2 separate regions of the Mus musculus genome follow, and region 2 is linked to region 1. The links are chromatin loops, found by intact Hi-C in ENCODE. Cell type or tissue: gastrocnemius. All regions are shown on one strand. Each heading gives the region's core, and the rest is flanking DNA. Links, peaks and the distances in the headings are about the cores only.

Region 1 (15,549 bases), core at 1-8,000:
ATTTCTCACTTTTAAACTTACTGAACTGTCCAAAATGATCCAGAAAACTATTTCTTCCTTTCTTGCAACTTAAGATCAAGAGTAAAATAGGGCATTGTTTCCATAAGCTACTAATTTAATCAAAATTAAATGTCTCCGCTTACATCTTGATCTCTGTGTGCAGCTTCCTCAGAAGTCACATGCAAAAGAGGTAACGGAGAGTTTTTGCTGACATAGTGCAAAAGGAAAGGAAAGGAAAACAAAAACAAGAACAAAACCCAAAACTGTCTGCCTGATTTTCTAAAGCCTACGTGAGGCAGGAACCATAGATGAACAAACGCATCCTGAAGGACCAGGTTCTTAGCTTCTGCTTTATCCAAGGATGGTGGATGGGGAGCAGGCTGACCTGCAAACTGCTCAGAGTATCTGGGGCAGGAAGTCCTGTGCTGGGATCACCATGAACGGAGGGCACTTCTGAGGATCCCACATGAGCACAGGCTAGAATGAGGACAGACTTTGGTTTCCATAGAAGTAAATTCATTTCTTGTTTTCTTTTTTTCTAAATGGGAGCCACAGCCACTCTAGGGTAAGATCTCTCCTCTTCACAGCATGTCACAGTGAACCAAAAACAACACTTAGGACTTCTGTTCTCATTTGGAGCTTGGCTCTGTGCCTACATTTTCTAGAATACTGATTATTTTTACATCTAAAAATGATGTTAAGCATGAAATAGCTACAGACCAATGCACATCTTATAATCAGAATTTAGTCAGAGATAATACAATGCCAATATAGACTGTACTTTAACATTTGCATCTATTTAATTAACTTCTCACCAAAAGATGGGGGATGGGGCAGGACCCCTGGGGCAGTCAGGGCTGGGGTACAAAGGGATCAGGAACTACAGTACCATGTTTTCATTCTCTACTCCTCAGTGTTTCACAGAGAGGGGAGATCCTGAGATCTCAGACAAGCATTCTACAGTGTCACAGCTAATCATACAAACAGGGGAGTCTGGCGCTCCTTGCTTTTAAGTGAAGTTTTCACTGTGGACGAAGCTGATTTCAGGATCTGGTGACTCACGGACAGAGAGCACTCTGACCTCTGAAGTAAATGTTAGCAAGACATTTTAGGAGAAATGAAAATGCTAACATTAGAAAAGGTAACATGAATTGCCTTCATTAACTTGTAGTCAAGGAAACTTGTTCTGAAGAACAATTACCAGAACTACAAAAAAAAAAAAAGTTTAATTATAGCCTCCCTCTAATCAGGAGGAAGCAGTCTAGACAGCTCTGGATAAACCTGGAAGCAAAGGAGTGGAATCCACTTGGCCATGTTGTGACGCCATTATATTACATGTGCAAAGCCCAGGTCACCCACAGACTAACACCTGTTACTGTCAGAGGCCCCATTCCATTTCCAGCCTCTTTTTATTTTTCCCCGGAGAGTGAGGTAGGGGTGGTGGGAGGACGGTGGTGGAGATAAAACTCACATTAGCTCTTATCTAAACATGGCCAATGAAATCTAAAACCTGAGACCACTTTTAGAAGCATATGCCCCTCATTAATTTCATTTCCGTCTTCCACTATGATGATGCCATGACAACCAGGGCATTTTTCAGTAAGGAAGTATGTCTGATCCTGACTGAATCACCTCGAAAAGACTTCAGCGCTTGGGGCGTCCTTATACTCAAGCCAAAGATGGAAACCCAACACCAACAATGCAAGAAGAGAACTGAACCATCTACAATACACAATTTCAAAAGGGTTTGATCAAACAGTATAAATAACAACAGAATAAAATACAGGGGACCGTACAGGGCACAGGACAGAGGCTAAGCTCATCTGCAGCCCCGGGCTTCTCCTACTGATGGTGGTGTTAGGTGGCAGGAAATGTTTGGCGGGTGCGACTGTGCAAATGGAGATTGGGACTGAGCTACTGGCTTCATCCCGGGGCTCCTCTGCTGGTTGTACTTCCTATCTGGATTGACAGCAGGATGTGGAGTCTCCTGGGCAAGCCCCTTTGATCGGCCAGGAGGAGGATGCAGCCCACAATGCATTCTCTAGACTCGTGTCTTACCTGCAGGTGGCTAACAATACAGTAGGGCTCTGGTTTGTGCAGTCCACATGTCGAAGTCACGGAGAGCTTTTGCGCTCGGCCGATGAGAAGGTCGCCAGTGGCAGGGTAGCAGCTGCCTTCTGCGCAGCCATAGCTGAACTCCGGTTCCTGAGCGCACACTCGGGTGCCCCATAGGGCTACAGAAAAGAAAAGCAACAAGGTTAGGAAGAAAGAAAAAAAAAAAAAGCAACCGACAAGCCAGGGCAAAAGAAAACAGCAGGAGGGGCAGACAGAGAGGATTAAAAAGAAAGGAGACTACATAGAAAAAACACGGTGGAGAGATAGGCGCAGAAAAGGCCTGGAAAGCTGGGACAAGGAAAAGACAGAAGGATGAAAGAAAAAAAAAAGACTCAGAATCGTCATTAGGTTTGACTAGCAGTCAGCTGAGCGCAGCACCCAGAAAATACAACTGACTTTTTTGTCTACTCTGATCTACCCCTCTATGAAAGGTGGACAGAGTGATCCGGTCACTTCGAAGTGCCTGGACCAGGGCGCAGTGAGGTTGACCCTGCCAAGCGCTGCACACCCGCTAATGAAAACCCGCGTGCACATGGCAGTGCGCGCATCCTCGGTGTGAGTGTGGTTAGTCTGGGGGCGGGGGGGGGGCACAAAAATATGTCCGCGTGCACGCGCCAGGGTCACCGGCGATTGCGCCGGGTGAGGCACCGCGTTTGCCACAGAAGCCCTGAGCTAGAGACGACTGGTGTGTCTCTGTAGTGGCTTCAACGCTTCGCCATTCCAGCAAAGCACCCGGCCCAACTGTTCATGGTGCCACCCCGAGACAAACAAGGATGGTTAATTAAAGCCACATGGCTCCAATCTGTTCCCAAGTCGAAGCCTGCTCTGGGCCCCGACACTTTTGTGCGTAATTGGTTTTTCCAGGACCCTCCGCAGTCTGCCCAGCCACAGCAGGGAGCCTGCCTTCCGCAGTGGGGAAACAGCGTTTAACTGGTAAAAGGTGCAAAGCCCTGGAGCGATCACCTCGGAAACCTGCAGGAGCGCGAGCTCTGTGCGCAGAACCCAGTGGATGCGGGTCCGCGGAGCTCCGCGTGCGCGGTCCCTGGCCACCACCGAAGCGAGAGCGGTGGCGATCTCACGGCGTCATTTCCAACCACTCTCTCTCCCCCGATCCCCCAAAACTGCCTTCAAAGCGGGGGCAAACCGGTTTGGGGGTTTTCTTCCCTAATGCCGGAGCACACCCCTCCCCCCAACCCTTACTGAGTTACCTAGGACACCAAAGGCGAACACCTGGAGCAGCCCCATGTCCAGTCCTCGCAGACGAGGGGACGCGGCACGGGAAGGAGGACGCAGCAGGCAAGCTGCCTGTCTTTTCTTCGGGTCTTCCTTTCTGGAGAGGTAGCGGGGAGAAAAGGCAAATGTTGGGAGAGAGGAGAGGGGCCCTTCCATTTCCTGCCGCTCCCACGGAAGCGGGGGCTGGGCCCAGGAAGGGGGTCAAGTCGCTTAACTACTTTGTTCTCCTCACCCGGCTGGGCGAGCGCTCAACCCGCTCCTGGCAGCCCACCGGCCCAAAGAAGGGAATTAGAAAGTTTCGCCTAGGGAGGAACCGAGGGAGGCGTCTCTGCTCATGCGCACATGGAGAGCGGGGGCGGAGGGGGCGGAGGACAGCAAGTTGGCTAGGGGTGGGGGTTGAGGTCCAGGTCCCACCTCCCCAGGCGCCTCTTTTGTTTTAAGGCAGCGTCTGCTGAAGCTGTAGGGCATTGGTACTTGAGTTCCCAGCGTGGGCTGGCGGGTCCGTTTCTGGGCGCGCTTCCCAAGTGGAGCAAGCTGGGGAGGGATGCGTCGGGGCTGGTCCCGGAGGTAGGTGTGTAGATCGGCCGGCAAAGGGGGCCGGTAGGACCTACCGCGGACTTATACATTTACGTTTATAAGAAGTGAGTCACGAAATGTGCCCAAGGCTAGGAACTCTGGCAACTAGCGCTAGAGGGAGGTGAGCTAGGTTAAGCCCTTAGAAAAAGGGTCAACCTGTCTGGCTCTTAGGAACTTGAGCTCCTATAAGCATCCTTACACCACGACTCAGGATCAAAGAGCTAGAGCTTTGCGTGGGTGGGTGCTACATGTGTGGTGTCTTCCTATTTCATAGGAAGGACACCAGTGGCTGCACATTCTTTGCGCACGAATTTATTCGGGACGTACCTATAATCTCTGGTACCCAGGGGGTTATAGCTCTGAATTCTCTTCTGTTAAAATATACACAAAATAACCTGTGTTACCTGATCCCGGGTAATTTCTTGAATTCCTTTTCCCACTTCACGGTGGAAGGGTTGACACAGCCAGGAAGTTGGAGATTTTTGATGAGACACCCTTCTCCACACTACAAACAGAATCCTGCAACCACCTTAAGCACGCAGGGAGGGGAAATGGGGGGGTGCTCTAAGGAAGCCTCTCATAGCGCTTCAAGGTTAAGTGGGGGTAAACAGAAGGTCTCTGTCACTGGGGAAACCTTAGAAAGGAAAAAGAGCTTGGGGACCACAGACCCCAAACCTTTGTAAGAGCCCAACTTGTCTGCCTTAAGTGTTCCTTAGTCTGACCCTGGAATGAGGGAGCTTAAGTCAGCTGTTAGACTAGTCAGGTGTGATTGCTTTCCAGCCATCACAAGGAGAAGGGATTAAGCGGCTGATTGGTCAGTTTTTAACTCAGCTGAAACGAAATTGGGCCTAGGGAAGTTTATAATCATTAGACCATAGAGTTCGCTGTTCTTGGAGTTTAGAAACCTGTGTTAATTATTCTCCAAATCAGCCCTTGCCCCGATGCAGTTTCTCCAGTATTTGGCCCCGCAGATGCTTGGGATTCCCAACGGCTGGCTGCACAGCCTGCAGGGATTGAGAGTACCCTACAGTCGAAAGGGTTTCATTCTGCAATGGGTGTCTAATAATATAATGCCAACCTATGCTCCTTGCTCAACCTTTAGGGCCATGAACTAAAGTTTTATATTGGTTTACATCTACCCAAGTTGCAGGTGACATTCAACTCCTCTTTTCTTCCTTCCTTCCTTCCTTCCTTTCTTTAACACTTTGGTGGTTTTTTTTTTTTAAAGATTTATTTATTTTATGTATATGAGTGCATTGTTGCTATCTTCAGGCACACCAGAAGAGGGCATTGGATCCCATTACAGATGGTTGTGAGCCACCATGTGGTTGTTGGGAATTGAACTCATGACCTCTGGAAGGGCAGTCAGTGCTCTTAACCACAATGCCATCTCTCCAGCCCACAACTCCTCTTTTCTGAGACTGGCTTTTGCTACAGTAGCAGACAAGTCCTGCTGGCCCCCTGCCCCTGGTCAGTGAACTCTCTCTTTATAAAGGGTCAGCCACCTTCAACACTCTCAAGAGACTGGCTGCTTTCCTGACCACCTCGCTCACAGGAACCAACACTACTAAAAACAAAAACTAAATAAGGGTTTTTGCGCTTGCGTGTGACGCATGTGCGTGGGGGCCATCGGTTGACATCTGGTATCTTTCTCCGTTATCCTCCTTATTTATTGAGACAGTGTCTCGTTGAATCTGGAGCTCACTGAGCCCACCTCAGACTTGCCTCCTCTTCTCTGCTAAGAGCAACATGCTCATATAAAAAGCTGCTGGATCTCTTTCATCTTAACTAGCCGTGAAAGGAGCCCTGGAGCACCGTGCAGCCCCTGTCTTCCATTCCTTCCTCTCTGTAGCCCAGGCTCTTGTCCTTAGGGTTTCTGCTTCCTCACAGCTCCACCTCTGCCCCACCACAATCCTGCCTGCTTCCATCTCTACCATGGCTCTTAGCTTGTTCAGCTGAATGCAGTGCAGTGCAGTGCAGTGTACACACACACACACACACACACACACTCACACACCCACGCCATGGTCCTCTTTGTCCCTGTAGGGACATATGCTTCAAATGACCACACCCTCCCTCTTTGAGACTCCTCCGTCCGGGCGCCCAGGACACAATTCGGATGCTTCTCCCAGGATTTGACCTTTTCTATTTCTCTTTGCCATCTCTGATCCGGTAAACACCAGTGTTCCCCAAGGTCATATCTTCTCTATTTGCCTCCATTCACACACGGTCATCCACATCCAGGGGCTCCACCAACTGCCCTTGTCCTCCTCTCTGTCCACATCTGTATCCTTTATCTGACTCAGAACTTTCTAACAGGCCACCAAGTGGCTCCACTTTGCTTATGAACAGGCACGTAAAATTGATGCACAACCGAGCTCATCCTTCCACCCACCCTCAGACAACAAGATGAGTTAACTGTCATTTGGAGTATTGGTGCCGTGGTTCACCCCTTACCTAGAAAGCCGGGGACTTTCATGTGTCCTGGTGTGATTAGCAGGGAAACAAACTTGGAACTCCGTTATTGTTAATAATGACAGTGACAGCAGAGGGTATAAATAACATGTCAATGAAGCCAGCCCAGCTCGCAAATCATGGATACATCTCCTTCAGCAACTCCTTTGACCTGACCATGAGGTCCTGCTCTGATTTCCTAGCATCTAGCTGCCTCCCCAGCCCCCCACCCCCAGCCCTGGCATTCTTATTTCCAGATCCTGTCCTCTCCAGTTAGCTCCTCCCCAGGACTCTCAGGAGTCTTCAGAATCATAGCCTTCATCATATCATTCTCTTGTTTAAAAGCTATAGTGTGTGTCCTCATGACTACTCATGTGCCCTCTATGGTGACGGAGTTGCACGTCCACTTGGCTTTTTGCACAGCCTTTCCCTCTTCCAGCATTAAGCCAGATGCAGTGTTTGTGACCCAATGCTCCAACTATGTGCTTATGCGCTTATCTCTCCCAGGAGACAATGAAGCAAGGACAAGCACCACATTTTCCCCCACCCACCCAGACACTGGCCAGCACACCACCAGGTCCACCAGAGAGGTGCTCAGTAAGCAGGGTTTGAATCAAAGTTAAGACTAGTCTCTGTTGTAAAAACATCCTTAATTCATATATGTCTAGTTACCTACTATGAATTTGTTTCTAGTAGGAGGACGTCCCTGCCCTATTGAGTTCATTTTAGGAATACTTTCGAATTTTACACATGAACAAATTCTTGCAGCTTAATAAAGTATATACAACTTCATTTTTTTTTTCCTGAAAATGTTGCAAGTTTGGGAGGAGTGGCTATCTTGGTAATCAGCCTGCTCAGGGCTTCACTCTGGCCAGCTACACTTTCATTCATACCCACCCTGGAGAACTCTCCGATTTGGAATGGGCAGGTGGGATTGCAGATTATTGCCTATTATGTCTGAGAAAATATGGGGCAGGTATCTCCTGGAGGCACGTATTATTCCCACTTGAAACACTTCCACCCAGAACCACTTTCCAGGTCATCTCATTTCCCAGGATTTAAATGCCAAGTGTGCATCATCTTACATTCTGATGAACAGTGAGGCAGCGAGGACTTTGCATTCAAGGCTTTGATCTTTAGATCGGAGAACCTGACTATTTACATAAGCTTGTTCTTTAGAAAAGTATTTGGATTTTGGCTACTTTGAAAATTAGATTGAAGTGTATTTCTGGAGATTCAGAATTGAACCCCCCTCCTTACACACACACACACACTGTGTAGCCCTGGCTGTCCTGGAACTCACTTTGTAGACCAGGCTGGCCTCCGACTCAGAAATCCGCCTGCCTCTGCCTCCCGAGTGCTGGGATTAAAGGTGTGCGCCACCACCGCTCGGCTCTTAAGTCTTATATGTCTGCTTTTACAAGAAAATAATATGAATAATACCACTTTAGCTGATTAAGGGAAAAAACAAAACCAACACTACCTGACTTAGTTCATTGCAGGAATACCAGATTTCACATACAAACCAGTTCTTGTGTATTGTGCTCCTACAACTTCCTCAGTTCCTGAATGTGTTGCTGCTTTGGAAGGCAAGAGTTGGGTGTCTCAGAGTACCTTTGTGCATACCCCTTAAAGTGTTTTGAATAAGAATGGCTTCCATAGACTTAAGCATTTGAACCCTGGGTCCCCAGTTGATCCTGTCGGGAGAAGTTTTGAAAGTATGGTCTTGCAGGAGCAAATATATCTCTTGCGATCCCATAGCCTCACCCTGAAGAGAGAATCTCTTGTACTGTATGGAAGCATCACCTGTCAATAAAATGCTGTTGGCCTATCAGCTTAGACAGAAAATACAAAGATGAAAATGGAAGTTGTGGTACAGAGAGGGTTTCTGGGAATAGAATCAGATGTGAAGGAGATTTGCCCCAAACTCTGAGGAGGAGACAAACACGTGAAACTGAGAAGAAGATGACCAGCCACGTGGCATGCTGAGAAGAGAATAAAATAGATCATTGAGATATGATCTAGTCAGGGAATAGAGCCAAAGCTTTTGTCTAAGCGTTTATTCATGTGTGAGAAGTCTCAGAATCATTATTTCTAGGAACAAAGTGGACAGGTAGAAAGACATGAGGTGACAGGTGGCTATAAGCACATTATCCCACTTCCAGTTCCCCCTCTCTACTTCCTGATTGGGTTTGAAGATGTGATTTCTCAGCTTCCTGATCCTACGGCCATGCCTGCTGCTCGTTGCCGAGGTCCCCACCGTGACAAACTCTTATCCCTCTGGAACCCTAAGCCAAAATAAACTCCTTTTTCCTTGGTCATGGTATTTCATCACAGGAACAGAAAAGTAAGCACTCTGCCCCCTGTATACTATGTAGATCAGCACTCCACAGTTCTGTACTAAATGGTCGTGTCCCCCATAACTCTTTGAAGACTATGTCTGTACTTTGTCCAACTTTGCTTTCCCATTAGGGAAAGGGTTCTAGTGTATTATAGATATTGAATATCATTTGTCAGATGAATAAATAAAATTGAATAGCCTTTTGTTTTCACTGCTTAAAGACACACAGGCACATTACTGTTACCCTCTGTCATAGGGAAACTACACCAGGGGGTCATGGTACACAGTGCGATAGACTTTATAGTAGAAGCTGTTGTTTGTGCTTGTGTTTGTATTAAGTCGATTCCTCTAGTAACTTCCCTTGGATTGCCATGAGGGACTAGTACTCTCCATTCCAACCTAAATGTTCCAATGGTGGCAATGGTGGTCAGCCATTACCACCTCCCTCCTTCCCGTGAGTGGCTCAGAGATGGCTGTGATGCTCACATTTTTGCAGTGACTGAGATTGTGTGTGTGTGTGTGTGTGTGAATTCCTGGGAAGAAACTGCCTCTTAGTCCCTGTAACTTAGAGTTTTGTGGCTGTCAGCCTGCAATGGAGGAGGCTGCTTGAGCTTGGGTTAACACAGAAGGAAGCAGGTGTAGCTTTAGGACCACCTTGAAGTGTCATGATTTCGCTGTACCTAAGCCAGATGTATTCCCTAGGCTGAGTAATATGTTTGGATGTATAACGGGGGAGTGACAAATAAATTTGGTCTTAGCTTAAGATTTCGGCAGCTTGCTTTCTTTAAACCAGCCACTGAAGTAGCTGCAGATTCCATCTAAGCTTTGAGGGCTTTGGTAAGTCTACATACCCATTGCGTTTCACTTACAAGAAGATGGCAAGACCCAGTCCAGAGTAATTTTCTTTTATTTTTGTTTTTCAAAAAAAAAGATTGAATGGGGGCTGGAGAGATGGCTCAGTGGTTAAGACCACTGATAGCTAGCTCTTCCGGAGGTTCTGAGTTCAATTCCCAGCAACCACACGGTGGCCCACAACCATCTGTAATGGGTTCTGATGCCCTCTTCTGGTGTGTGTCTGAAGATAGTGACAGTGTACTCACAAATGTAAAATAAATAAGTCTTAAAAAAATAAATAACCAGCCACCCGCCACTGCACCTGACCAGTATTGTTGGCTGGTGCAATCCAGTGGTGAGCTGACAGTAAGCCCCAGCTTTTAGGAAACAGGGCTGTCCTACATGTGGATGGCTCTGTGCCGAAAGCATGGGAACAACCTAGCGATAGGTAAAATGGAACCATGATCTCAGAAGACAGGGGAAGCTGTAAAAGGCCCTGTGCTTTCTTTCTGCAGTTAAACACAGTGGGAACATTACTTTTGATGAGATTGCCAACATTGCCCGGCAGATGAGACACCGGTCTTTGGCTAGAGAACTTTCTGAAACTATCAAGGAGATCCTGGGTACTGCACAGTCTGTGGGCTGCAATGTGGATGGCCGCCACCCTCATGACATCATAGATGACATCAACAGTGGTGCAGTGGAGTGCCCAGCTAGTTAAGAAGCAACAAGAAAATATTTCAATAAAAGACTATCTGATAAAAAAAATAAATAAATAAATAAATAAATAAAAAGAAAGTCCAGTGATAGTCCCAAAGTGGGATCCAGCTCAAGGGGAGGTCCCAAGGCCTAACACTATTACTGAGGCTATGAAGCACTCACAAAAAGGGACCTATCATGACTGCCCTCTGAAATATCCAACAAGCAGCTGAGTCAGATGAAGATATTTGCACCCAACCAATGGACAGAAGCAGCTGACCCTGTTGTTGAATTAGGGAAGGCTGAAAGAAGTTGAGGAGAGGGCAATCCTGTAGGAGGGCCAAAAGTCTTAATTAATCTGGAACCCCCAAGATCTCTCAAACACTAGACCACCAAACAGGCAGCAAACATCAGCTGATATGAGGCCCCCAACACACACACAGTAGAGGATTTCCTGTTCATTCAGAGATGATGCACCTAACCCTCAAGGGACTGCAGACCCCTGGGAGTTTAGAGGTCAGGTAGAGTGGGGAGTGGGGACATCCACGTGGAGACAGAGGAGTGGGGAGGAGGTATGGGATGTGGAAAAGTCGGAGGGTGGATGGGGTGGGGGGATAACATATGAAATGCAAAAAAATAAATTAATTAAAAAAAAAGAAAAAGAAGGATTGATTGATTGATTGATGCATCTGTGTGAGTGTGCAGTATGTGTGCTAGTACTGGACCCTGTGTGTCCATGTAGATTCTACATTGTAGAGAGTAGAAGAAGCTGCTACCCCCTCCAGCACTCTCTGCCTGCTAATTTGAGGCAAAGTCTCTCTCTCTCTCTCTCTCTCTCTCTCTCTCTCTCTCTCTCTCTCTCTCTCTCTCTCTCTCTTCCTCCCTCCCCCCCCCCCCCAGCTCAGAGCTAACATTTTTCTTGCTAGGCCGGAAATTATCAGGCCCTAGCAATTCCCCTGCCTTAGCTCTCCACAGGGCTGAGGTTACAGGGATGGGCTGGAGTTGGCTGGAAATTGGAAATGTGGATCCTGAGGTCTGAACTCCTGTTTTCCTGATTGCACCACAAGCTGAGCCATCTCTCCAGCCCACCTTCACATCTTCTACCTAACAGTAGATTCTATCACCCCCAACCCCAGCTGAAAGTTCTAATCTTATGTTTACCAAGAACACCATAGAAACCCTATTAATGGGGGGCGAGTTTCTTCGGTTCTCTGTTTCCTCTTTGGTTGTGGATTTGGGCACCTGGTTGCTGAGCTGGCTCTTTAGAGATAAGTCACAGGGTCTGATGTCTAAGGTGGGGCTGGATAGCTGGAGGAAGCTCTTTTAAGAACAACTTTAAAATAGATTCATAGCAGGATTAACATAAATGTAGCCAGCTGAGCACTTAAGACGTGAATACAACTATCAACCCTGCCTTCAAGGTCCCTAGGTTCTATCTTTGCTTTTATTCAAAAGAAACTCACCATGTTTACTGAAAAACATCCTCAGGAAATCGAGCAGGCAGCTGAGTATTAATTCCATGTCGGATGCTAGGTTTTGTAGAGGGCAAAAGCAACTTAAGATGAAGTTTAGTGATGCTATCTTTTAAAACAATCCACCTAGATTTTTATTTTAAGGGCCATTTCCAAAATTTTTATTCTGGTTGATGTGGCCTGTCTTTCCCAGTTCTGTAAGATTCAGAAACCCAATAAAAGCCAGAGGAGAGGAAGCTGCAGTTTCATATTTCCTGTATTTAAAGTTTGTATTTTTCTTTAACTCTGCATTTTAATCCAGATTCTGTCTTTACTTGAAAAGCCAAGGCCCGGCTTCCCATAAGCACCTGAGTCCTCCCCTCCCCAGCTCCCCACAGCTCCAACTGCACAGGGTAAGTACTAAGAAATGCAAACAGAATTTAAAAAGAAAAAAAAAAAAAAAAAAAAACCCTGCCTATGGTTTAAACTGGTTGGGCTCAGGGCATGTCTTTGTCCTGGAGGCTCAACGTGACAGGTTTGTAACCCAGAGAGTAGATTAGACCCATGTGGAGCTCCGGGTTGTTAATTATTACCTAGGCTCATTCAGGAACTGGATCTCATTGGCAAGATGAACACTGTGCTAAGTATTTGTGGCTTCTCATGGAACACATTCTAATTCCCAGTCTAGAAATTGTTACCTGGGAGAAGAGGATCTTGGCCCCCATTGTGTTTCTGAAGTGATGGAAATGTTAGTAGATGCCGTGTCCTTTCTCAGTCATGGGTAGTCCTGTGTCCTTTCCCACCTCAATGTCCGTAGCCATCTAGGCGAGTCAAGACTAACCACAGTTCACCTGAAAGAAAGGTCTATCCCTCAGGAAATCCCTCACAGGTACCCTGCTTGTTCTTGCTAAGGCTGCTAATCAGACCGAGGAAGCCCAGCCCAGCCCGGCCCAGTGGATGCATTTTTATCACATCAGAAAACAGTCACTCCTGTGTTTCACTTCAGGATTAGGTGCTGTTTCATATATTGGCCTTCTGCTATCCCAGGATGACGCTGGGCATGCTGGTTCTCTTCACCATAGCTAACAAAATTCCTCCACTCTAGTGAGGGTTCGGGACTCACTGACTTCTAAGTGGTTCTGTTTAGAGATCATCAAGTGTGGTCAGCCCAGAATCCAATCATCTACAAAGAGGTCCCTCCCCTGACCCAAGAGTGTGACGTCATCTCTATTTGGCTGATCTTTAGCTTTGGAAGCTCTGCCGACCTTGCTAGCATCATAGGTCTACAGTAAGTGGCCCAGCTAGCATTGCTTAGGAGCCATTTCTTCAGCACCAGTAACTTTGCTATATACAGTGGCAGAGGGTCTACTCATAAGCAAGACCAGATTTACGTTAGTGTGTATATTACTGGGAAAATAAACAATGGCTCAAGGCGAAGATTACCATCTTAAAAAGTAATGTTAGAAAGTAAATATTGTTTCCAAACCTAGGATTTCATGCATGTTAGGCAAGGACATGACTAGTGAATTAAAAACAAACATTTATACAAAAACGTGATGATAAAAGAGACCCATTAAGTGTCGAGGCCTTTCCCTTGCAATTTCGTTTTTAAGCAGGGAGAATGTATTTGTCTGAATTGGTAAAAATCAAAGAAAAGTTCTAACAAGAAAGTCTGTTTTGAAGTAGAAATATCTGTTCTTCTTTGAAGGAAGTAGGCTAAGTTCTTACTCTGAAATACAGATCCAAAGACCCATGGAATTAAAAGGCATCAGTCACTAAGAAGTGCCCTCACGTCCAGGCACATCAGCCTCCTTATCTGTGAAACGGTACAAAGTTCAGATTCCTTCATCAGGGTGCAGGCCGTTTCTTAATCTCCCTGAGGTCTCCACATTCCCCATGTATCGGCCTCCCCTCCCACCCAGATTTACCTTCCATTATGGCGAGTAGTATTCACTGCTTGCAAAACTAGAACCCTGCTTCCACTCTTCCCAACCCTTCCTTGTGAACTGCCTTCTTTCTTGCCTAGCCAGTTTCTCCTTATGTCACAGCCAGCCTAGCACTGATGGCTGTTTGGCTGTTCACGTGCAGGAGCTGCTCAGTCCTACACCAAGCAGAGTAAGGACCTGGTCACGTGCTCATTGGAGGGAAATGTTCTGGGCAGTTCTAGAACAGATGAACCATAAATCCGGGAGTCTTAACCTCTGTTGCTCGCTGTGATGTCCCTGGCGCTAGCACAGGAGCACTACAGCTGCACAGTGAGGATCTGCCGACTTACCAGGTATTGTATGAATACGGTTTTCCTGTGTGTTATGTTTTAAGTGCCCTGAGAGCATCTTAGAATAGACAGTGCTGTACACAGGGCTGCGGCCTGAGAGATGCTTATCGGGTATTTGTTGAAAGCATTCGGGATGAGGAAATAAGTGCCTTAATGGCTATGGCCATTAAGTTTTTGGAGAAGCCTTTGACAGATGAGTCTTTCCCCAGAACACATCATAGCAATACACGGGAATAGTTTTTAATGCATAGAGCAGATTCACTTCATGTCATAGGATACATGAAAGACAGATTGTTTGCTCTGGTCAAGATACATGAGCTGCTAATGTGTAAACTGTGAACTCAACATACATTTGTTCAATGATGACTCGGTACTGTAATGAAGGGAACATAGGCTCCACGAAAGCTACTAACAGGTAATGACGTCCTGGTCATATCAGAAGCTCAAGTTGTAGCAGGTGAATGGTAAGTCAGTGTCCCCAGGCACTAGCTGCGGTGTCTGTAATGAGATTCGCAAGGACAACAGCATAAACCACAAGACTGAACTATGCTTCCCAGGAAGGCAATCTGAAATACATATTAGTTTAAAATGCTTTAAATCTGATTGGGAAAACAACGCACCAGATTACGCCTACAATGTTGTTTCAGTACAGAAAAACTGGAACTAATTCAAGCTGTCCATCATTAGTGGCTCATATCAAATAACTACATAATAGGATACTCAACAGTGGCCTAGAAATATGAGACCTGTTTTCTTTAAAAAGAGAAATAGCTTTCAATTGTGGAAAAATCCTTAACTCGTGGTTGATTAAAGATAACCACGTGTGGGGTTGGAGAAATGGGTCAACAGTCAAGCAGAGTACTCTTCCAAAAGACCCAAGTTCTGTTCCCAGCATCAGATGTAACTACAGGGGATCAGATGCCCTCTCCTTGCCACCACAGGAACTCACATACAGGTGGCACATACAGACAAAAACACGTAAAAAAAACATGGCAAATAAGCCAAAAACTTACACCACCCCTAAATTTTCTATATCGTCCCCCAATATTGAATGATACCTGCTTATTTTTCCTGACTTCCTAATTTTTTTTCTGCAGTGAAAATGTTCTAATGGTGTTTTATTTCAAACTTAAAGAAGTTCCCTCTAGTGTTGGCTTAGAAATGACCATTTATATTTAGAAGTGAGGTTGACTTTGACATATTGAGAGAGTTCACATCTGAAAGAAGAGTCTGTCTTCTGGCCAGGTAAAGTTAAAGAAGAAATAAAACTTGCTGGTGTACCTTTAAAAATGCCAATACTTTTATTTTCTTTCTTTTCTTCTTTTAATAAAAACTTGAGTTTGAGTATGGAGTATTATGGTCTGCTTTGGTTTGAATGCAATGTAAACATAGCTATGATTTATTTTTGATAACTAAATGCTTTGCCTTATATTCCAGTCAAAATATAGAAAGACGTGGTAGAGTAGAGACAGATTTTTCTCCTGTTCTGGGAAATATGTTGCCGTAAATATTCAAATCTTTCATGTTGCTTGTATATTAGCATTGCTTCCCCAAGGTAAGTTAATAGGTTT
Region 2 (15,549 bases), core at 5,102-13,101, 79 kb after region 1:
AGAGAACTACGTTGGGGCGAGTCAAGTGTCCCGATGAAACAACTCTAGCTCTAATTCTGGAGTCCCAGCCCTAACTCAAGTCAACGAAGTGGGTTTGATATGTGCTTAGAACAAAGTCTGGCATTAATGAGTGCCGGGCCAATGTTTGCTAACTAGTGACTCATCAATTCATTCGATAAATAGGAGGTTATAGCCAACTGGGTTTTATGATAGTTTGCACAAAGAAACTGAACAAACAATACATTTTCAAAGACTTAAGCTCCCGTATATGGTGGGTCAAAATGTAGCTTGGAGATGGTAAACACGCTGAGACACTTCTCAGGGTGTTCCGGTCCTCCTTTGTCTTAGATGAAGCAGAAGAGACAGTCTTCCTTCCTCTGTTGTATTGCGCAGTCCCCTGAGCTCATCTCACTTGTACAAAGACGTGATGACCATCTGATAGGGGTGTAACTGCTCCTCTAAGTCTATCTCTTTGTGTATCCTAAACACTTTGTAACATAGACGAGGAAGAGGAAGGAGGATAGAAGCGGTGATGACTTAACTAAGTACTTTTATGCTCAGTTGGCAGCCAGACCCACTCACTGGCTGGGAAGAAGTCACCTTTGTGGACTGTGACAGAAAAGATATGGTCTCTAATAGAAGGAAGAATTGGCTGACCTCTAGGTTTCATAGCTCCTTAGTTAGGTATCTGTGGGGAGCAATGTTACTACTAATGTTTCCATTGTGGATAGAGAACTGACTACATAGACTGTGGCATCCATGGGAACTGAATTATCAATGACAGTCGGAGCTCCATGTAAGCCTTTGTTAATGGATGCCTTATAAAATGAGTTGCAAGGCTGTGACCCTGATGTCAGAATGGGTTATACCCCAGTGGTGGAGATCTTATTTGTAGTGACTGTACTGTCCCTTTCTTGATGACCCAGTGTAGTGGTTGGGTGAGACTGTCTAGACACGGACTATACAGGTTAGGATGGAAAGCTGGGGACGTCATCAACTCACTTCTTGGTGTTTCCATTTCCCCTGGAAACCTTTTCCGGTTGCTCTGCACTGCAAACTCCCAGAAGCAGGTGTCACCTTTGTTCATCCTTCATGAGTCCTGACTAGAGCTCTGTAAGGTTAACACGGCTTCATCAGTGGATGAATGAAGCATGGTAGGAAACAGTTCAGGATACGATATACACATGGGAGTATGGAGCTGTAGTACTGTAGGTCAAAGGCAATATTACCTGCTGAATAATAGTATAACAATAGTCGGGCTGGAGAGATGGGTCAGCAGTTAAGAGCACTGACTGCTCTTCCAGAGGTCCTGAGTTCAAATCCCAGCAACCATATGGTGGCTTACAACCGTCTGTAATGGGATCTGATCCCCTCATCTGGTGTGTGTGAGGAGGGTGACAGTGTACTCATATAAAATAAATAAATAAATCTTTAAAAAAATAGTATAACAATAGTCATATTCTCTATAGCCTCCTTTCAAAATCTCCCAAATCTCCTTGCCTGCTTTTAAAACCACCAACACTGTAAACCATCATTTTTTTTCTAGTTTTTTTTTTTTTTTAAATCATATGCCATGACAGTCGACACTGGCCTCCAAACAGACTGCAGCTGGACCCAACTAAGGGTGACACTGGCAGGCTGCAGGGGACAGAGGAAGGGAAATATTGGTAAGGGAGGGGAAGAGAAATATCTTGATCTTTAGTAGCTTGGTTCATGTTTCCTTCATAACATGACCTTGGTATCCCTCTAATCTGTCTCAACTATTAGATCAGAATTTACACATGGGAGCATGGAGCTGTAGTACTGTAGGTCAAAGGCAATATTACCTGTGTAGTACTTAGAACCGTGTTTGGCATGTGGTAAGTGCTCAATAAACATTACTGAGCAACCTAAGTAAAGACTTAATAAGTTGCTTGAATCAACTGCTTTCTGAATGTTACTACTCTTGGTATCATTATACCTTCAGTTGCTGATGTGCGTGGGGCAGAAGAACACATTAATGGTATAGATTTGTAGTGTCTGGAATAGGCTTACACATTGAAATCTAGGTTCCCATTGTAGCATTACTAAAAAGTAGGGATTTTGAGAAGTGATTGGCTCAGGAGGCTCTGCCTTCATCAGTAGATGACTCCATTGGATTTATAATTTGATGAGAGTTATTGGAGGTGATAAAAATTAGGAGGCGGGGTTTGGCTGGAAGAAATAAGTACTAGGGGTGTGTCTTAGAAGGGACTAATGTTTCCCTGGGCCCCTTTCTTGTCTCTCTGCTTCCTAGCCACCATAGAGCGAGTCCTGCTACTCCACGTCACCCTCACACCATTTTGGTCTGATTTATCTGAGGTCCAGAAAAAATGGAACCAGCCAATTGTAGACTGAAACCGTATGCCAAAATACACCCTGATTTTCAAGTTATTTTGAGAATTCATTACAGTGGTAAAAACTAACGCATGCAGCACCAGCAGTTTGTTTTTGTGTTTTGTTTTTGTGTTTTGTTTTTGTTTTTGTTTTTGTTTTTGAGACCGGGTTTCTCTGTATAGCTCTGGCTTGTCCTGGATCTCACTTTGTAGACCAGGCTGGCCTCAAACTCAGAAATCCACCTGCCTCTGCCTCCCAGGTGCTGGGATTAAAGGCATGCGCCACCACTGCCTGGCTTGAGCAGTTTTTTATTGCCTCTTTTCCATACCTTTCATGAGACAGTGAGCTGACCCTCAAAATAGCTGTCAGTGGATACCTCTCCATTTCAGACTGAGTTCACTCTTAAGGAGACATTTGACAAAGTTAGGACACATTTTTTGGATGCCACAAGGGAAACTCCTTTCCCTCCACACAAAGACTTATCCAGTTCCAGATCTCAGCAGAGCTGTAGCTAGGTGAATGGCAGATTATATACCTGTTTTGGACCCACACACCATTATCTGTTCAGAGAGAAATACCTTGGTTAGAGTTCATCCAAGCCCCCAAATTCTAGGATTCCAAATCCATGTCTTGGACCACTGCCCCAGCAGGCTCACTCCAAGTCTCCCAGTGAATGTCCTCATTGAATATTCACCACACTGAATGGTCTGATTCTACCATGTCAGCAGACCGCCGTGGGCATCTAATTATTGGCTGATGGGAATGCTGTTGTTTGGAGTGGATGCTAAAATTGATCTATTAGCCCACATTCCAAAAGGCATCTGCAGGGCTCACAGTTGCTCAGCACAGCCATTTAGGACACTCACCCAGGGCCCCATTGTGCAGCTGTGCGAACATGCTGACCAAGAGCCTTTCACACACAGCTGGGAGCTCTCGAGGTCCCACCCCCGAGGCCATTTCAACACAGTTCTGCTGCTCTAACTCAGCTACATCCTGCTCGCTGCCGCAGAAATCCTCCAGCGAGTTGGTGGGAAAGAGGCCAAGCTTTTGAGATAATGAGAAAAGAAGATGCATGTTCAAACTCTGCTGTCTAAGAGTCTCACTGCATAAACAACTGACCTCAGAGTCATGGCTCAAGAAGACACTCAGCCCAGTCTTTCAAATTGTCTGCGACTTTTATAATTTTGTGATCTTCGGTTACTCAAGAAATCGTTAGGTGTTTACAGTTACTAGTTCATCATGGCAAAGAAAATAAAAAAATTCATATTGACTTGCTTTTTATTATATTTTTACTTTCCAAGCCGACGAAGCATCTCTGTCTTCCACGTGTATGTGTCACTTGGGACTCACATCAGCCTGCCTTTTCCTCCACGCTTGCTTCCTTGGTGTCCTTTAGTTTATGTCTCTTGACCAATTGTTTCTGGATAGCTGCAGAGCTACATGGACCCAGTTACTTATTGGTTGTCCTATAAGCACCAGCACCCATGCATGTCCAAGCCTGCTTTCCGTTCTGTGCACACCGAACATAGAATCTCCCTCCTGGAGATGCTGTGTCAGGTCAGCAGCATCACTACCCTGTTGTGTTGCTGAGTAATGCCATCATCTACTGAGTTCTGAATGGAGAATTCATTGGTTAGCCTTGACCCCATTGGTCAGTGATGTGCCCCATGTCAGCCACAGTTCCACTCAGTTCTTCATCTTAAATCTCTCTAGAGTATAACTTACTCTTCACCCTCTTGCTACTTTTTTAGAGTGGTACCCATAGACATTCTAACGTCTTTTTCCCCATCTGCTGGTTCTCTATGTTACCATCACAAAAGTCCTATCCAAGGTACTTTGTTTAGATAATCTACTGTACTTGGTAAAACCTACACTTCTCTTCCCGTACTGTGTCTGAATCTCCATCCTTTAAGCCCAGAGCTTCTTGGTATGGGAGGAACTTCCATCTGGAAACATTTTAGAGGATCACCGGAGTGGTTTTGGTCAGCACAGTACTAGGGTGTAGTGAGTTATGCATTTAGTGGATGGGAATCAGAAATACTAGACATCCTCATAAAATGGAAAATGATCTCATGCTCTTACAGCTTGTAAATGTTCCATTGAACAAGCATAAAGGAAAAAAAAAAGCCTCGACAGTACTGTGTCACTTGAGAGACTAAGCCCATGGTTTTAAATTCACTAACACGTTTACAGTACACCTGCCTCTATGGCTGTCCTCATGCTTAGCATTTACATTCATGAGCATATTTTTACTTCATTATATCTTCTGGTATATTTATGTTTCTGTATGTTCTCTGTTTATAAACTGTGTTTCTTTTATTAACATCAGCCTCCAGGTACATTTAGCTCTGATGCCCAGTGGGACAAGATGGAAGTCTTACTGCAGTTGAGGCTGAGTCTTGGATCCTTGCTCTGCTCTTTCATCTCCCTTGCCTCTCGTTTTTCTGGAGTCACGCTCTCAATAAGCCACATGCCCTTGAATCTCTGTCTCAGCCTAAAGCATGGATCTAGAGCTTCTTTTGATGTTTTTCAGAGCTGGCCAAGACAAGCTGCTCTCTTAATTTTGATTCATAGACTAAGGTTTTTCCATTGCTACTTGTAAGAAAATGATTGCTTTAAAATGAACCAGATGAATATATTATAAAACTAATTTCAAATTATCTACTTACTGCACCTATCAAAACATCTTTTAAATAGTGATCTCTCTCTCTCTCTCTCTCTCTCTCTCTCTCTCTCTCTCTCTCTGTCTCTCTCTCTGGTCTTGAACTGAGAACTCTTTGAGAGCAAGACCTGAATTTTACACAATGCAGTGCTGGGACCATACACATTCAGATAATAAATCACATATCATGATGCTACGCCATAGTCCTTGGAATGTAAATAATTAGAGATACTCAGGATCTGGATTTGAATAACTTTGAGTGTCATGATTGTCAATAATAATATCTTCTACAGGCTTACGACTTCGTTAGTTTTCTATCATCCTCTCTCTCTCTCTTTTAAGTTCCCTGGGTGGTGTTATTATTTATAAATTTTATCTTTAATATTCATTTTATTTATGTCCCCATGTGTATGCTTGTTTGTTCATGGAAGTCCAATGAGAGAGTCAGATCCCCTGGAGTTGAAGTCATAGGCGGTTGTGAACAGCCGGGTATGGGTGTTGGAATCTGAACTCTGGTCCTGTGATTCAGCAGGAAAACATTCTTAATTATGGAGCCATCTCTCCAACCTGGGTTCAACCTTTTAGACTGAAATTTCCTCTATTTTTTGTAACTCATAAACTTGTTAATAGGCGCAGTCCTAGGTAACACTCCTCAGGGAGACGGCAGATCTCATGGGCAGGGAAAGCATCATTGTTTGAATTTCTAACTTGAGAATTCATTCCTACCACAATACAATGGAACCTCATGTCAACTATCAAGTGGTATGCAAGCCTGAACCAGTTTGATTAAGGTGGTCAGACAAAATACAGATCGCCCAGATAAAATACATGCCATGGAAACTGAATATATTTTTTATATAATTATATCTCTTTTTTAGATTTATTTATTTATTTTATGTATGTGAGTACACTGTAGCTGTACAGATGGCTGTGAGCCTTCACATGGTTGTTGGGAATTGAGTTTTAGGACCTCTGATCACTCCGGTCAACTCTGCTTGCTCAGTCCCTGCTCGCTCCAGCCCAAAGATTTATTACTATACATAAGTACACTGGAGCTGTCTTCAGATGCACCAGAAAAGGGCATCAGATCTCATTATGGGTGGTTGTGAGCCACCATATGGTTGCTGGGATTTGAACTCAAGACCGTTGGAAGAGCAGTCAGTGCTCGGTTAAGCTGAGCCATCTCACCAGCTCTATATAATTATATCTAATGTAACATTTTAGACATAGACTAAAATTTGTCATTTTAAAATTTAATTTATTTTTTTAAAATTTGTTATTCTTGAAATTAAATTTTAACTGGGTACAACTTCTGCCTCCCTTCCTCCCTCCTTCCTTTCCTTCTTCCCCCTCCCTCCTTCCTCTTAAAAGATCTTGTCACTCTACTATAGTTTAAATGGTCCCCAAACATGCCTTGAGGTTATGATGGCTGAAACTTGTTGAAATGGCATCCAAGCTATGTATACCTGGGTTAATGTGTAAGTAGAAATACAACTGAGTTCAAGGATTTAAGTGTTTGATCGTTAAAATTGAACTTTCAAGGCATAATTTATAAAACTTAAGTATATAACTCATTAACTCAGAGGTTCACACACTGCCCAGTTATGGCTAGATAGTGAGTATATTTGGCCTTGAGGCTGTAGGGTCTCTGTGAAAACCTTTAACTCTTCTTGCAGTCAAGAAGCCAATAAGGTAATATGTAAGCAACTGGGCCCAAGTTCTGGCAAAACTCTCTAGGGCGAGTGTGATAATTAAACCATGAAATTAGAATATTCCCACAAACATTCAAAAATGCAATTTCAACCAAGCAATTTGAACTTTTTCTACAAACAAAACTTACTCTAGGTCATTACTAGGGCGAACTGTAATATCCAATCAACACTAGCTATTTGGCAGTTGGGATAATTAAACAGATACATTTCTACTACTGAAGAACCATTCCGTTAGAGTCTGGAAGTAGCATTGTAATAGAATTCTGCTGAGATACTAACAGAATCAGCCAGGATGTGAGAATGAGCACCGGATCCCCTTCCAAAGGCGGAGAAGAATAGAGGTCTTACACTATGGCACACCTTGTTCTAAACAGACTGATGTGGGAAGCAGAATAGTTCTGTGTTTAAAGACATAGTTCTAAAGTCTAGTGACAAAAGTACAGAGATGTTGCCCAAGTGGCCACAGCACCCGGTAGCATCCCACCTAGGCTGTGAATGGCTTCCCTGTGGAGCCCGAGTGAGGCTAAAATCTACACTAGCTGGGGGTTGGGGAGCATTTTGATGATATATTAATGGCCCCTCTGGAGTTCTTCCATGACTGGGCTGAATGACTTCCTTGGAGACAATATGGGACAGATACTTTCTGTCCTAGCTAACATGCTTATATCAACAGGGTCTCCTTCCATTTTGCTATCATCTCCAATGAGGCAGAATGAGTGACCTTAACCTCAGTAACTTTCCCCACCTTGAGTCTAAGCTACAGAGAGTCAATTGACTGTTTCGGGTTTGTAGCATTTATTACATTTCAGTGCCATCAGAGGAACAGAAAGGGAAGCTAGAGTTAGGCTATCTCTGGGCTGCAATCCTGGATCTGCTGCATGATGGAGATTCTCCTTAACTCTCTCTTCATCTCATAAAGACCCAGTCAACATCTTTGAGCTGTTAGGAACATTAAAATACTGAATACAGAGTAGTGTAGCACATAGTACGTGCATGATAAGGGGGCTACCTCCTTGGATATTTCTATTTCCGCATTTACATATCCTTGGTTGCAAAGCTGATATGTGGTCCAGCTCCTCAGAGAGGAGCAAAAAGAGAGGCAAAAGCCAGAGGTACTCTTTCTGACTTCCTACATGTGCAGTGTTTGCTTCCTTCAGGAGTGTTGACTATGACCTGGATAGTTTAGTCAGCTGTGGACTAAACAGGAAGGAACCAAAGAATGTCAGACCAAGGGTACAGGAAACAAGTCCCTCATCGTCATATAGTATATATCCTCATATACCGCACTTACAACAGATAGTGCATGGAGTTGAATTTGCAAGTATTAGTTTGCTTATAATGATGTTGGAATTGAAAACTGTCAGAGTGATTCTCTCCTACAAGTGTAGATTGTGATCTATTGAGGAAGAACATTTTCCCCCTGTCTGTAGCTCATAGGCCTGGGAAAACCCCTAACATTCTTGTCAGGTCTAATCATCAACACATCTCTAAAAGATATGATGAGTTAGCTAATCATGGCCATCATCAGCTCTGGACTGCAGAGCAAAGGACAACAAGCTGGAATCCCTCAGAAGATGTTATATATACACAGGGGTAGGGGGACCACGTGCAGAATAATTAGCTACGATTTGGAAAAGGTTTTGATGCTGTTGTTGGTTTTATTTTGAGATGCCAAGGAGAAACTTTATGAACAAATATATGTATTTGCTCTTTTCAAATGGATCTTATGCTCATTTGCCTTTCATTTATAAGAGAGGGGACTGTGACCTGCCAAGAGTCTCAAAATGGGTCACCGGCTCTGGTCACGTGATGTGCAATGGCTACCTCCAGAATGTGGTCTCCTGAGGAGCCTGGAGGCCTCTAAGACCACTCCCACAGGAAACAGGGATGCTGCAGGGCGAGGGTTGGATGTCAGATCAGCACAGAAAGTGTTAGGAAGTTCTTTTATCTAATTGGCATCTATTCTTTCTCAGCTCTCCTCCAGGAACTGAGGGGGTGTGAAGTTTGGTAGGAGGGCGTGAGAGGGACCATCTGCTTAAGAGTCTCTGGCTGTAGGGTAAGATCTGAATACAAACAAAAGACTCTATTGACAAACCTCTGGTTGAAAACCTTTACACACATGTTAGTGATTAATTTCTTTTGGAGAAAAAAAACCCCAGGAGGGAAGAGTTTATGTTATTTTTGTTGTTTATTACTGTTACACAAACATCCAGTGGCTACTTCCTTCAGCCTGTCCTCTCAAACCTATCACTCCAGCTTCTAGCTTCTCTTCCTGGACAAAGTGCATGTGCACACACTGTGTGCAGCTCCAGCCTTGGTTTATAATGCTTCCCAGATGTACTTCTTCTTGCAAATCAGTTTCTGATTACTCTTCTAGCAAAGCTGATATGGAAACAGTTCAGGAATATGTTTCTCTCTGCTTTCTCCCCCTGGGAGGTAGGAGTTAATGTGTACCTGGGCTTCATGGTGAACAGCTGCGGCGAAGTCCCCGGGGGGAAAAGGAATATTATTGATGATAAATCTCAGGCCAGCCCCAGGGAGAACCCTGACAAATCCAAGTCCAGTCCACATAACTGGGCTCCCAGGTGGTTGGGTCTCACAAAGCAGTGACAATAGCAGACATCTGGCCAAAAGTCACAGGGAAGAATGTAAATTGCTTACCTTATAGTCAAGGTCTGTAAAAGCTCAGAAAGAAAAAAGAAAAGGATTTCCTGGAGTGTATATGATGTATCTGAGTCACAGACCAATTCTTCTAACCTGGATTCGGTCCAGAGGCCCGGCGAGAATGATGTGCTCAAGCCTCAGCCTTGGAACCTGGGTTGCTTTCAAGGATGAAGCTGAAAGCAGACGCTGTTCACTTTAACTGACTCATGCACCGATGCACTGAGCGTGTTCCATATAGACAATCATGGTTTTCTCACAATTGTGAAATTCTGTCCAAAATATGGAGGGAAAAGAATACTCCTGTGTGTACTTTAGGGATTCTGTTTGCATTACAAGGAAATAACAGACATTCACTTGTTTCCCTGTATCTATTCTGTCCAAGCATTGAGAAAGGGTACCCCTCTTCCATCTGCCTCTGGGCACATAAGCACAGAACTCCTAACACACTTGCCAGACTCCAACTCCTGACAATCTCTATACTGAATGCGAGCCCGGGGCCATCTAGACCCTGGAGATAATAACACACATTAATTATCTTTGTGTCCTCCCCACCGCAGATACTCAGCCTCTGCTCAAATTCTGCCTCACGCAACTCTGCCTGTGTTCCTGCAAGAGCTCCTGGGTGTTCTCTTCTTCCCGTCCTTGGCCCGGTCTGTATTCCACACCGCTGCCAGCAAAGCCTTTCAAACACGTCCTCTTTGCCAACAGAATAATACTCAAAGTATTTAGACTGGAGTTCAAGTTGCTCTGTGATCTGCACGGAGCTGCTCTCTGTCTGGAGAATGCTTGTTTGGTAACAATTATGCATCAGCCTCTGAACAGGATATAGAGAGCAGACCAGGGCCTTGTCACAGAGTGAAGCAGAGTCCTGTATGGGAGACAGAAACTTAAGTAAAAATCTGCCATACTGGCTCTGAGAGGTCAGACCTATATTTAAAGTCAGTCCTCTGTAGTGTTTTCCAAACATGAGGAGTATTAGTAAGTGGTACAGGAGAGCCCCTCTCCACCCTTTTGTCTTGATGGGTGCACTCATGAACCACTTGCAGCTAGCTACTTGCTCGTTGTGGTCCCCAAATAGAAAGCTACACACTTTCATCTCCCTCTAAATTCCCTACAGTCCCTGGAGAGGCCCGTAGCCAATGATTGACAGATAGAGGGCTGGCCTGATGTCTCAGGAAGCAGGATGCCTGTCTAAAGATGTTCCTGATCACCTGAGGACTGAAACATGCTCGTTCATCTATGACGTCTTACTGTGTTAGTTTTTTTTTTTCTTCTCTTCTTTCTGTCATGGTATAAGTCTAAAGGGTCTGGACAATCCTGACATCCTACAAAATATTACCCTGATCCCTTAAACTGAGAGATACTGAAGTGAGTCTATTGGCTAAACATGTATCTGTGTGGAATATACACCAACTGCCAATGTAGATATAAACACAAACTCTGTAATTCTGGTGACTCTGCATATGAGTAGAAGGTTCTTATGTTTCTAGTCAAGATTAGCAGTCACGGGATACAAAGGTGAATGTCAAAATCATGGTAAGAGTACACAGCAGTGGGTTTGAGCAGAGGCTGAGAGTGCGATGCCAGTTCCCCCTTTGTGTGCCAATACCACAAGTGCCCCCTTATCTTAAGAGTTTCTGTTGGCTGCTGACAGGCACCTCTTCTGGAAGGCTCTCTGCTCACAGCCAACTCCTGGATGTGAGAATGCAGCAGGCCAGCTCCCGTGCCTCATAGAGGACAACTCTGCTGTGTGACTTATGCTTTCACTTCCCTGAGAGATCAGGACTTAGCTAAACGTAGCCGAAGATCCCACCCTTCCCTAACTTTCCCCTCCTCATTAATCTGCTTCCAACATTCCCTTGTAAGATTTTTTGATGAATGATTCGCTAGTAAAAAAAATATGCATTTGAATTCCCATGAAAATCTAGTGGATTCAGTGTGACACTGATAGTATGTGTGTGTATTTACAAACACACACACACACACACACACACACACACACACACACACACACACACCTCTGAAAAACCGAAAGAAAGCTCATATAAAAATATGACTTTATTATGTATTCTTTGATTGTAATCAACTTACACAATTGACTCTGTGATTTACTTTCTAATAGATATCATTTCCTGTTTGATGAGTGCCCTATGTTACCCCTCAGATGGAAGCAATTAATTATATACATATTTTAAATTATTTATTTATTTATTTATTTATTTATTTAATGTATATGAATACACTGTAGCTGTACAGATGGTTGTGAGCCTTCATGTGATTGTTGGGAATTGAATTTAGGACCTCTGCTTGCTCTGGTCAACCCTGCTCGTTCCAGTCGGCCCCGCTCACTCAAGTTGGCCCCACTCGCTCCAGTCCCTGCTCGCTCTGGCCCAAAGATTTATTTATTATTATAAATAAGTACACTGTAGCTGTCTTCAGACACACCAAAAGAGGGCATCAGATCTCATTACAGGTGGTTGTGAGCCACCATATGGTTGCTGGGATTTGAACTCAGGACCATCAGAAGAGCAGTCAGTGCTCTTACCCATTGAGCCATCTCGTCAGCCCAATTAATTACATTTTCATGTCAGAATACAGAATACCAGGGAAAGACATTTCTGAATTGAATATAAGGGGAGTTATTTTATGTCAGCTACACAGAGATGGCCATTTCTGTCAAGAAACAAAAGATGGTTCCTCAGAACGGGTCTCTCAGAGTGTTGTCATGGACTATCTGGGCCAGAATCATTTTGGGGTACCTGGTCAACATGCAGATTTCTTGGCTGGTCCCTGATTTCCTGATGCAGCATCTGTGGGGTAACTTTAAACATCCCCGCCCCCCCCCCCCCCCAGAGCAAACCTAGTACAAGAAGAGGACCAATGGCCTGTGCCCCAGGGGTGAAGAGAGAAGAGCAGTTCTTCTTCTTCCCTCCCGGAGAATCCCAGATTGAAGAGAGAGACACTTTCAGCCCAGGGTCAGAAAGGTTCATGCGGTGTCGCGTGAACACAGAAGCAAGAGTAGAAAGCAAATTCACCACACTGGTGCTCACAAAGTTGGGAGAAGGAAGGGCCAGGAAGGCTGAAGCATCTCTCAGACTCTTAGGCAGCGTCTTTTTCCTTCATCTGAAGCCCCACGCTGCCTGCTGCCTACCTGTTGGTGCACACGGTTCATCCCTCCACAGAAATCTTAAGGACAGGCTTCACGTGCAAGTGTTCTGTTTTACCCGTTCAGCAGTTTCAGCCACGAGGTCTTTCACTTTTCACATAGGGGCACAGCACTAAGGCAGGAGGGTGGCAAGTTCCAAGCCAGCCTGGGCTACACAGTGAGATTATCTAACAACAAAAATCTTTGACGGTATATATGCAACTGTTTCACAGGCTTCGTTTGTTAGCAGGGTAGCCCCGTCTGCTTCCATTTGCTTCTGCAGTGTGTCAACTTATGCATATGCACACAGAGATGCTCCAATATTTCTGTGTAATGAAGAAACAAATGAGCAAACAGGCCAACAGAGGCTGTTACTCTGAGTGAATTATGTTTAGATGGCCAAGTATAATTTGGGCCTTTTAAAGCCCTTGAGTTCAGGGTCCAAGGAGGTTCTGGGTATCACACCAGCACTGACCAACAATCATTTTGGGGTCTACAGCACTACCCTAGGGCACATAGTACCCTCTTCTTTCTCAGCTTGGAAGAAAGTCTTTCCTTACAACCTCTTGCAAACCTGACAAGGAATTGTAGGTTCAAAGATTGGACACCTCACAACTCCAGAACCTAGCTTTAGAACTTTAGCTTTGAAGAGAATTAAAGCTATGGTTTCTCCAAGACTAGTTACTCTCAACACAGTTCTTCCTTCCCTCTGTCTCTCTTTAGAAGGCGTATCTGAGCTTCCATGGTCAGCATCTTCAGGGCCATGCCGAGTTCTGAATGCATGAACCTGCTTTTCATTTGTGGTACAGGATGAGAGCCAACATGGCTTACCCAGCTCTCGTGGGCCCAAGGGCTTGGTTTCCAGCTTTCCTTTGGTGTTATATTTCCTCTGTCAATCCTGAAATAATTTCCTTGTTGCTGGAAATATGCATTACACATTGGCAAAGCTGTTGCTAAGATCTTATAAAGAATACAGATGCCAGTTTAGCTAACCAACTGCACCAGCCATATCTTACTTCAAGAGTTTCAGCCATGCTATTGTTTGTCAGGGAACTACCATTTACTCAGTAGCCCCAAGGAGTCATGCAGGAGGCCCATGTTTCTCTGCCTCTACCTCTATGTCTTTATTCCTATCTATCTCTGTGTCATCTCTTTAAACTATTTCCTCTGTAAAACTGAGAAGGTTTTGGTTCTTCTAATGTCTTGTGCTATTAGCAATAACCTAAATAGACAAAATATTCAATTCTTATTTACTGTGGCATTATATAAAATAATACCATATATATAATAAAACAATACCATACATATATGTATATATCAGGTATTTACTTAGTGTGTGTGTGTGTGTATACATGTCACAGAATACCTGTAGAGGTCAGAGAACAACTTGAAGGAATAGATCCTTTCCTTCTACCATGTGGGTCTCAGGAGCTAAACTCAAATCATCAGGTTTGACAGCAGGCACCCTGGCCCACTGACCAAGCTTGCTCGCCCTTGTACCTGATTTTGTGGTGCTTAAAATGGGCATCAATGCTGTGCTTCTTCAACGCTTTGTCCTTGAAGAGTGAAACTTCAAGGACAAAGGTGGAGAAAACATAAAATATTTGGGGTATACAGGTTCAATGAATTCTTACATATTACAACTTTGGATGGTCTTCAGATCAGTTGCTATTTGTTTTTTGTTTGTTTGTTTGTTTTGTTTTGTTTTGTTTTTGTTTTTTGTTTTTTGTTTTTTTTTTGTTTGTTTTTCGAGACAGGGTTTCTCTGTGTAGCCCTGGTTATCCTGGCACTCACTTTGTAGACCAGGCTGGCCTCGAACTCAGAAATCCGCTTGCCTCTGCCTCCCGAGTGCTGGGATTAAAGGTGTGCACTACCATGCCTGGCTGCTATTTGTTATTATGGCTTGTTGATTCTGTTCTTACAAACTTCTCACTAGGGGCAGGAGAGATGGCTCAGAGGTTAAGAGCACTGACTGCTCTTCCAGAGATCCTGAGTTCAGTTTTTCAGCAATCACATGGTGGCTCACAACCATCTGTAATGGGATCTGATGCCTTCTTCTAGTGTGTCTGAAGACAGCTGCAGTGCACTCATATAAATAAAGTTAATAAGTAAAAAGAAACTCTCAAAAGAGGCTAAGCCTCAGTTGCCATTTTTACTAGTCAAACGTCATTGGAGGAATGATGTCTATGTACTTCAATTTCCCTAAAACTACAGATACCATGGCTATTTTTTTATTGATATTTTATTTATTTACATTTTAACTGTTAACCCCTTTCTCTGTTGCTCCTCTGCAAACCCCCATCCCCTCCCCCTACTTCTCTGAGAGTGCCCACTACCCACCCACCCACTCCTACCTCACCATGGTTATTTTTTATACTATGTTTTGGTCATTCATCTGCCATCCTAGCTTAAACTTTACGATTGCCCTGCTTCCAGGCTTTGCCACCCTGGGTTCAGTGTTCACTTGATCCATGTCTCATTGTCGATGTCATAGGACTTTTGTGTCACAGGCATCTCGCTCATTCAACAGGAGTGTGTGGCCCTGAAGTCAGATGTGATCTGCCTCTGAGGCCCTGTTTACTCAAGCGTATCACTGTTATGACCCTTAACCGTGTCCTCTGACCAGCCTCTGACCTTTGTGATGAGGGCTTTTAGGACAAGCCACGTGGGATTTCTTTATCATTTTTCTTCATTAACTATGTTCATCTTGTAACATAAAATTGACCATTTTTCTAGCATTATGCAGAGAAACCTATATTATGGAATTAGCATTAGCACTATACGGTATTAAATTTTATATTTTATCAAATGTAAGCAATATCAGTTTTCTGTGACTTTAGGCTGGATTTTCTCCACATAAAGGTTGGTGGCTCGTTCTCCATTCTTCTGTTTTAAGTCACTTCCAAAAGAAAATAAAGTAGGACCTCTTTATACTACACAGGCATCTTGTAGACACTGTTAAAGTGTAGACCTGACAGCGTGTCTTAGATGGGGCTGCGCTTCTAATGAGC

What was found. A loop is a pair of places that touch in the nucleus more often than their neighbours do. Peaks named below come from ENCODE experiments on the same cell type or tissue, not always from the same donor. Only the 100,000 strongest peaks of a DNase experiment are listed, where the experiment ranks them.
Region 2: a loop joins it to region 1, with 2.0 times the contacts of the local background. A loop is called at or near these places in 9 of 42 quality-filtered maps.

What each region holds. Positions count from the first base shown.
Region 1 is chr12:31,253,376-31,268,924 of GRCm38, reverse strand. It overlaps Lamb1 (laminin B1), which reads right to left and starts at 3,632. Exons shown (of 33, transcript NM_008482.3): 1 at 3,324-3,632; 2 at 2,059-2,234. The coding sequence starts at 3,360. It overlaps Gm32899 (a long non-coding RNA gene), which reads left to right and starts at 3,833. Exons shown (of 2, transcript XR_381427.4): 1 at 3,833-3,915; 2 at 10,069-10,289. Gm24613 (a small nucleolar RNA gene) reads left to right here and starts at 9,863; the gene lies at 9,863-9,992. In gastrocnemius, for the core only: no CTCF peak of the experiment used is centred there; DNase peaks (open chromatin) are centred at 2,128, 2,668, 3,016 and 3,748; H3K4me3 peaks cover 4,061 bases; H3K27ac peaks cover 2,628 bases.
Region 2 is chr12:31,179,275-31,194,823 of GRCm38, reverse strand. 6030469F06Rik (RIKEN cDNA 6030469F06 gene) reads right to left here. Exons shown (of 4, transcript NR_102715.1): 4 at 8,902-10,261. Among named protein-coding and RNA genes, the nearest start is that of 6030469F06Rik, 18 kb to the right of the region's middle. In gastrocnemius, for the core only: no CTCF peak of the experiment used is centred there; DNase peaks (open chromatin) are centred at 9,523 and 10,013; H3K27ac peaks cover 1,292 bases.